Regions from separate parts of the Mus musculus genome. Here region 1 is linked to region 2. A link is a contact called in ENCODE Hi-C or POLR2A ChIA-PET data. All regions are on one chromosome and are shown on one strand. Each heading gives the region's core, a stretch centred on a gene start or an enhancer-like site at or near the end of the contact. The rest is flanking DNA. Distances are from core to core; before and after follow the strand shown.

Region 1 (4,052 bases), core at 1,479-3,978, 71 kb after region 2:
AGAATTCACACACACACACACACACACACACACACACACCCCAGTAGCAATAGAATAGGTTCTTCAGTAAAGTCCATTGGGTGTTACTCCATCTGATATTAATCTTTTTTGTTTGTTTTGTTTTGTTTTGTTTTTCGAGACAGGGTTTTTCTGTATAGACCTGGTTGTCCTGGAACTCACTTTGTAGACCAGACTGGTCTTGAACTCAGAAATCTGCCTGCCTCTACCTCCTGAGTGCTGGGATTAAAGGCGTGCGCCACCATGCCCAGCTTAATATTAAATCTTGATCAGCTAGTATGTGTATGCCACTGCTCTGCGAGCCACCTCACCCTCAGAAAGGAAATTCTTTCTTAGGATTGTTGAACTTGCTGGAGCAGCCCAGTAGAGAGTGTCCTGTGTGGAAGCTTACTAGTCCTTGCTTTGTGAAGAAATGATTGCAAACATTTACTAAGGAACTATCATGTGAGCAAGCGTGTTTTCCGAGGTTGCAGCTGTGACAAAGGAGAGCTGGTGACAGACTTTCTCTCTCGAACTCCTTCAATCTAAGATCACAGCACTGAGTGATCAACACCACTGCAGAGCTGGGGTTCTAGGACACTAGGGCCCTAATAGGAGGGGATGGAGAAAGAGGAAGAATTTACATCTTGTTAGCAGACATGTACCCGGTACCATTTGAAGGATTTTGCCTATATTGCACAATATAATCCTTATGCTAATCCTGTGAGTTGAAGATTAAGGATTTGTGAGAAGAAATGCAGCTGGTCAGTGGTTGGCAGAGCCAGAAGCTGAATTTAGGATTATCTGTAGCCAAAGCCAAAACAAACCAAGAGCTGAGCATTGGAAACTGCTTGGATCTTTTGGAAACAGGTGAGGGAAGAGCAGTTCACAGAAGGATCAGGATGCAAAAGCCAGAGGAATGAGAAGTAGGAGAAATTTACTAAGGTCCAGAATACCAAAGAAAGATGGAAGAAGATGAGGCCCGATGGAAGAAGCTTAAAGCCAGCTTGCAAAGGGCCATGCTGTGGGCGGTGGTGGGGCTCCCCTGCCAGATCTCCATTAGTGTGAGGGCAGCCTGGCCTGCAAGCTCTACCCAGAGAAACTATCTTGAAAAAAACAAAAGATTTTTAAAAACAAATAATTTAACACTTAAAGGGGGAGCAGCCGGGCGTGGTGGCACACACCTTTAATCCTAGCAGGAGGCAGAAGCAGGCAGATTTCTGAGTTTGAGGCCAGCCTGGTCTACAAAGTGAGTTCCAGGACAGCCAGGGCTACGCAGAGAAACCCTGTCTTGAAGAAAAATAAAGTTTCCAGATTTTGTTTTGTACAGCAGGTAATTTATTATTATTATTTTTATTAAAATATAGGTTTCTAGTCAACTGTTTTTTTTAAAGATTTATTTATTTATTTTATGTATATGAGTATACCATTGCTCTCTTCAGACACACCAGAAGAGGGCATTAGATCCAATTAAGATGGTTATGAGCCACCATGTGGGTGGCTGGGAATTGAACTCTGGACCTCTGGAAGAACAGTGGGTGTTCTTAACTGCTGAGCCATCTCTCCAGCCCCAGGTAATATATTAACAATAGCTAGTTGTTATGAAACTCTATCCATTTGCCAGGCATCATGCAGACACTGCCTTAGTCCTGACAGACCTGAAAGTAGCACCTGAAATGTCCTTAGTCCTGACAGACCTGAAAGTAGCATCATTTCCCTTCGTTTTCAAGGTTAAGTAGTGATTTGGAAGGACTCAGTAATGTGTAAAGATCGGCTGGCTTGGGAAGGAAACTGGATCTACAAGAACCCAGAGTCTATGCTTTTAACCAGAACAAAGTTGACTTCACTCTCCTGGGGCATCCATCTAGCATTTGGTCACCTTTTCTTGCATTTAGAGCAGTAACAGCTGTGCATCGTTTTTTGGAGTATAAGAAAATGAACACTCCCAAAATACTATATTGTGTGGTTCAGTTCCGGCAGAGAAGCACACTATATTGTCTTCTAAGATGTGCCCTCTGGGTCACATGGGAACATGGACTGGCACAGAAAATTGTCAAGCTAGGCTTGTTTGAAATAACTTCTCCCTTTCTGATAAATAACAGGAACCAAAAGTTAAATCAGTTGAGTGAATAGATTCATGGTAGTCGTTCCATACATAGCATACCAGAAGAAGAGAGGGAGGGATTTGGAAAATGGATATAGAAATAGTTTCGGAGCTGTATGGTAGCCCACATTTGAAATCCTAGCATTTGAAAGGCTGAGATAGGATGGCCTCGAGTACAAGGCTCACCTGGGTTGCACAATTAAACCCTTTCTCAAACAAAAATAAAAGTGTGGGTTGGCGTTGTTTAATCCTGCCACTAGGGAGGCGAATCTACAGGGCGAATTCGGGACAGCCAGGGCTACACGGAGAATCCGTGTCTTGGAAAAAGGGGGGAAAAAGTGTTTCTGTACTAGAGATATAGTGGCTTGCCTAGAGGTACAATTCCCAGTACTAAGAGAAGGAAAAAAAAAGTGTTTCGGAGCTGAAAAGCGAGGCCGTGGGGTGGGAAACTAAGATTGCCTTCCCAGCTCCCTACTCCCAGCTCCCTACTCCCCTACACGCGCCCGTCGTAGGCCGGGAGAAGAGGCTTTTGCAGTCCGCCAGTGTAGGGCCAAGCTGGGACAGCCAGAGCCAGCGATTGGTCAGATCAGGGGCGGGGCGGGGCGAGCCTGAGCGCGCCCTGATGATTGGCACGCGCAGGAATGCCTGGATCGGAGCGGGTGAGGTAGCGCCGGGAAGGTGACGCGGCTGCGGAGGTGACGCCGTGCGGTCGCGCGGCCCTTCCGGCGCGGGCAGGGCGCTGAGGATCGGGCGCCCCTCGGCCGCAGGCCGCCTCCAGTGCCGCGGGATGTAGCGCCCGGGCCCGCGGCCCCCAGCAGAGGCAGCCAGCCAGGCCGTAAGTGTCCCGGGGGTGGGCGGGGCGCGGGCCCTGCAGGCTCTGGAGGGGACAGCACGGGAGTGGCCCGCCCCTGGATCGTCGCTCACCGCCCGGCCCTCCGAAAGGTCCTCCGTAAACATTTCCGGCCCCTCCCACCGCGCACCGCCTCCGTTCGGGGGGCTGCTCGCCGCCGTCGGGGCCCGGCAGTCCGCGAGTGCTGTCTCCGCAGCCGCGCGGTAGACGGCCGCGTTCCAGCCCTGCTGGCGACCCCCGGAGTTGAGCCTGCGAGTTGGGTGCGGGAACACCGGCCCTGGGTGGCCGGGAACCCTAAGGCCACCACCGCGATCCGCAGGTCAAACGTGACGGGGCTCCCTCCTGGATAGGGTCGGTCGGGAAGTTGATGGAGACTCGACAGGCCTAAGGTACTACTCAACTAGAATGTAAACAAGATGCCGAAGTGTTGGGAAGGGCCAGATTTCATCTCAGAAATCTAGGGTTGATGGATGCTGGTTTGTTTGAGAATTTGAGTCTCGCACTTGCTTTTAAGAAAATAAAGTGGCTCGCCGTCAGTTTCTGGCGGTTCGTAGTTGAAGAAGCTGGACAAATTTCAGTTTACATAGTTTCAGATGTCAGCGGAGCACTAAGAGACCATGGGATCTTCTATAATAATAATCTGATTATTTCCCTCGGGTCTTTAGCAGACAGACCAGAAAACCCAGCAGTTAAGTTGTGTGGTAAATCAAACGAAGATGGCAATAGGTGGTTCTTTGCAGAACCAAAGCCATGTTGGGATGTGCTCACTGCTTTTTTTTTTTTTCCTTTTGATAATGCAGGGCAGGCTGTGATGGTGCAGTCGCAGTTCCTGAGAGTTTATAGCATCAGTCCACTGCCAGGAACTCAGTCAGATAGGATGGCGCTAAGTGGATTGCAATGTCAGGGTTCCCGGCCTGCAGCCACTGCATTTCTTTATTACAGAAGTAGTTTTTGTGTCCATTTTTTGTGAAAGGTCTTTGAGAAGTCAGTCTTCAAAAGCTGGTGTTATTAGTGAAGTATTAGACATTGGTGTGGGCCTTCAAACACTGCACCTACTCCCGCAGGGTAATCTCCGCTGGGGTGTTCACAGTAGCCCAGAAA
Region 2 (4,250 bases), core at 1,671-4,170:
TAGGCTTCTTGGGAGGGTACAGTCATACTGAGACTTGTTTCAGGGCAATACAGAGCTGGGTTTGACCAGCCTCTGCTCTACACTGGGGTCCATGCTAAGCACCATCTGGAGTACAAACACCTGAAACTCTCAGAAAAAGTGACCCTGAGCCAAGGCCTCTCAGTCCCTAACTCTCTCAGGCATGCAGCTGCCCTGTGCTAGAACTGTCTTCTGGGACAGCTAGAAAAGATGGGAAGGAAGACCCCATGTGACAGCCTTGGCCTGTCCGCAGTTGGAGTACTAAGCCAGGTTGCAACCATGCTTGTGTTGTGAGGGAGGCAGCAGCCAGGGGTGGATAAAAGTGGATCCTTAGGGTCTGGTGGCCTCAAGTCTCATGTAACCCTCTCTTAGAGCCCCTTGTCCCACTGCTGCCTGCCTCACCAGCTAACTCTACCTTATTAACGTCCTCAGGTCCTTAGGGCCCCTTCCCTCTTCAATAATACAGAGAGCCCTTCTCAGACTGGAGAATTCACAGGGGTCGTGGTCCTGGGACATGGTCCTCAGCATAGGACCACAGCCTCTCTGTGTGTTCTTGACTCTGCTGGACACCCAAAGTGCCACACTCCAGTGAGCCAGCACCGTATGCCCTCCAGAGCTAATTATAGGTCAGTGAGCTAGCAGGCCAGAGAGGGGACAGATGGTGACTTATGTGGTTGCAATACACACTTGTCTCTCCCTCTGACCCCAGTCCCTCCCTCCATTTCTTCCAATTCCTTAAGTGGAACCCAGACTCTGGGGCTGGTTTTGCTCTCTCAGTCTTTCTCAGTCCTCACTCCCAGTGCACACATTTGCACAAGCACACATATGCACACTATGAATGTATTGTACACACACACCTCTATACTGCTCGGCCAGTATAGCCCACCATGTTCTTAGAACAAATCCTTTACCAACTTAACATAGTACAGCTCTTGGAGGCCCACGGAGAGCATTTCAGCCGTAACAAAGCCTCAGTTAACTTCCCTGCACCTTAAAACCCCGTTGGCACCCAGTCCCCTGGCCCTCCTGAGCTTCACCCCTGCCTCATCAGCAGCACAGTCCAACTAATCACCCTCTCCCCAGCTCTTGCTCTGCTATCCTCAGAGGCTCAGAAAGGACCCACAGCAAATCCTCCTCACTCTTTCCAATTCTAAGGTTTCAGTCATCACTCAGAGAGGACCCACGAGCCTGACTGCCGGCCCTACTCCGTTCCTCCAATCCTTCCTTCACAGGCCAGCTGCTGGGACAGAGCTCATATACTGACATCATATACATGCTCAACATGACATGCCCAACGGCACAGGCCCAAAGCATCCGATGAAAACTCCCCTCACACCACGCTCCTGCAGCCACTCATTTCTGGAGAGGGTGTCTTCACTGCACAGTGTCTAGGGCCCCCAAAGCCCCCCAACCCAATGTGCTATCCCTCGTCTCATTACTTTGGGACATCATTTATCTTGAGAAGCCTCCTCAAATCTTAGCCCCAAATCTAAGAAAATAGCCAATATAAACCATTCAAGCTGTCATTTTTACTAAAGACTATCTGGCCAGTTAACAGAGGTGTGGATTCTGTGGGTTAAGATCCGGTTGGCTTTTTTGTTTTGTTTTGTTTCTGCCATTCCACTAACAGGATAACTAAAATGTATATAGGGGAATGTGTGCCTATTTCGGGTACCATCTACCTGCTCCATGGCCTTTAACAGCTTTTGGATAGGCAAGTATCTATCTCTCTAGTATGGTGTCTGGCATGTAGTAGGTGCCCAATAAATGTTTACTCAATATTGAATAAAGTACTAAGAGCCAATTCCAACAAGTCTGGAAAGGACTGCAGGGAGTCCCTGAAACCTGGCTCCTGGAACAGCCTTCTTAAGCTCACACCAGGAGGGACTCATCAGGCTAAGCACAGCCCCCTTAACCACTTGCTCTCCACGAACAAGTACTGAGGAGCTGCCTCAACTCTCCTCCTCTCCAACACATCTCTCCTCAAAGGTGACATCAGCACCTAGTGGCACTTAGTGCTAGATCCCTCCTCCTTCTCAGAGAAACCACCTACAACATATTTCCAAGTCCTCCAGGCCAACCTCCCTTCCTACCAATCATAAAACCCTCAACACCCGTGCTGGGAAATACCCCTACTGTGTTCACTAATCAACCCTATCATTCCCACCCCCACCCCAGTTCAGTAATCTCTATTACGAACCTCTTTTCCTGTTGCGCCCACCCTCATCCCCACCCCCAACCAGGCCCTCGGCTGGCCATTCCTTCCACCCCACCGCCCCAGCACTGCGGAGATGGGGGCATCTCTGGTACAGCCTGACAGTTGAAGGAATGCAGAGCTGGCGATAGTAACCAAGGGCGAAAAGAGGCATGCGGGAAGGAGGAAGACCCCCGGGAAGATCGAAGACTTCAGCCTCTCACCAGCGCTCGCCCAAAGAAGCAGAGTTGGCCCCCAAGCCCAGAGGCGCTTTTGCTCTGACTCTCCTGGAGAGGATGAGGGGGCGCAGTCCACCCGGCTGCCCCCTCCCAGAGAGAGGATGGAGCTGAGGGCGAACTCCACGCCCTCCCTGCAAAACGGGCATCGACCCCCATCCTCATCCCCAAGGGCACAGGGCACAGCAAAGGCGAGGGGCAACGAATTCCGCGCCCCGCAGAGATACATCCAGACCAGAAGAGGCTGTTTCCCAAGGCGCACTAACAGAGACTCCTCCTCAAACTGTTCAGGGGAGCTGGAGCTGGGAAAAGGGGTATCCTTCCCCGCGGAGTGGCTGTGGGTGCTCACCTGCGTGGAATCGCCGAAGGCCCAGCGGTAGCAGGGCGCCGCCCCCGACCTCGGCAGCGCGAGGCGTCCTAGAGGCAAGCCTGCAAAGGTAGCTGCAGCCTCCACCGCCCAGTACCGTGGCCTCAAGGACCCGCCCCCTTCCTCCGCGGATACCCTGGCCCCACCCCTAAGGGCGGGGCCTGGCCATATCCCCCGAGGCCACGCCCCCACGCCCGGGCGCTCCCCAGCCCTGGTTCGCACGTGACAAGGGCGCTGCTTTGATGCTGTGCGCCATCTTGGTCGAGCCTGAGAGGGCAGGGCAAGCATTTAATCTGGTAGATGTTCTGGCCCTAAAACTTGGAATGCAGAGCACATCCCTCTTTTCCTCTGTTGAACTCACCTTCCTAAGTCTAGTCTGTTCCCTAAATGGCCAGTCGTCTGTCGCCCTTCACACCTGTTCTCGCTCACATATTTTTAAGTGGAGAAACTGGAAACCCAGATACTCTTGTATTGTAGTATGTGCCTCAGTGAATTGTGACTTGCTTTTGGGCATGTGACTGCCCTAACGCTGTTACTACAAAATGAAGTGTTTGTCTGATACATACATCCTATGAAAACATGCTCAAATGCCAAAATTCTGACAAATTTTAGCTAAACCGATTTTCCTGAATTGTTCCCTTTCCCTGCCCCCGTGGCTATTAATGTATCTTTTCCATCTGGTTTGTGAAATTTCATTTCAGTGCCTACTCAAATCCTTCACAGATACCCCATAAGCACTGTTATGAGTGTGAAGAACTGTTTTGGGTTTGGTTTTTTTTTTTTTTTTTTTTTTTTCTCCCTTTTTAGGTTTTTAAGACAGGGTTTTTCTGTGCAGCCCTGGCTGTTCCGGAACTATGTAGACCAGGCTGGCCTCCATCTCCTAGATTCACCTGCTTCTGCAGGCTGCCTGTGCTGCCACCACCCAGCAGCAGTGAACTGTTCTATATACAATGTGCACATAGGCAGTTACAGATATATACACATCTTGCAACAGTGTCCTATAAAGGCTGAAGCTGAGGTCAGTTAACATAGCCTTTCATTCCCTCTCTCCCAATATATCCAATTTTCCTTTCATCTTTAGAAAATGGCAAGGAAATTAATTCTGATAGGGGTTGAGAGGAGCTGAATCTGTTATTTGTCTGACACTCTGAACAAGAATATATACATCAAGAAGTGAAAAACATTAGTCAGTTTTTAAACCCAGAGCCTACCAAGTTTCAGTCGTTCTCTAGGTGGACTAGTTTTTACAAAAAGGCAATCCTTGACTCTTCACACCCTTCCATTAACAAAACATGAATAATGCCAGAAAAGGCAACTCAGCCAATGCTGAGGAGACTGCAGCCATGGTAACCATGAAGAACCATTTTACCAAGTGTTGGCAATGTGCTAAGACCACAGCAGAGGCAGCAGGAACTTCAAAGGGAGGCTATAGCAT

Evidence for each region. Hi-C counts contacts between places; a loop is a spot of excess contacts on that map. ChIA-PET counts read pairs that join two places held with the same protein, here RNA polymerase II (POLR2A).
Region 1: POLR2A ChIA-PET joins it to region 2 with 10 read pairs in embryonic stem cell. The contact joins the promoter of Adipor1 here to the promoter of Ppfia4 in region 2. A Hi-C loop is called at or near these places in 1 of 37 maps with a recorded cell type or tissue (T-helper 17 cell). POLR2A ChIA-PET finds 5 or more read pairs at or near these places in 3 of 5 experiments (all embryonic stem cell).

What each region holds. Positions count from the first base shown.
Region 1 is chr1:134,412,650-134,416,701 of GRCm38, forward strand. It overlaps Adipor1 (adiponectin receptor 1), which reads left to right and starts at 2,729. Exons shown (of 8, transcript NM_028320.4): 1 at 2,729-2,936.
Region 2 is chr1:134,341,796-134,346,045 of GRCm38, forward strand. It overlaps Ppfia4 (protein tyrosine phosphatase, receptor type, f polypeptide (PTPRF), interacting protein (liprin), alpha 4), which reads right to left and starts at 2,921. Exons shown (of 29, transcript NM_001374777.1): 1 at 2,798-2,921.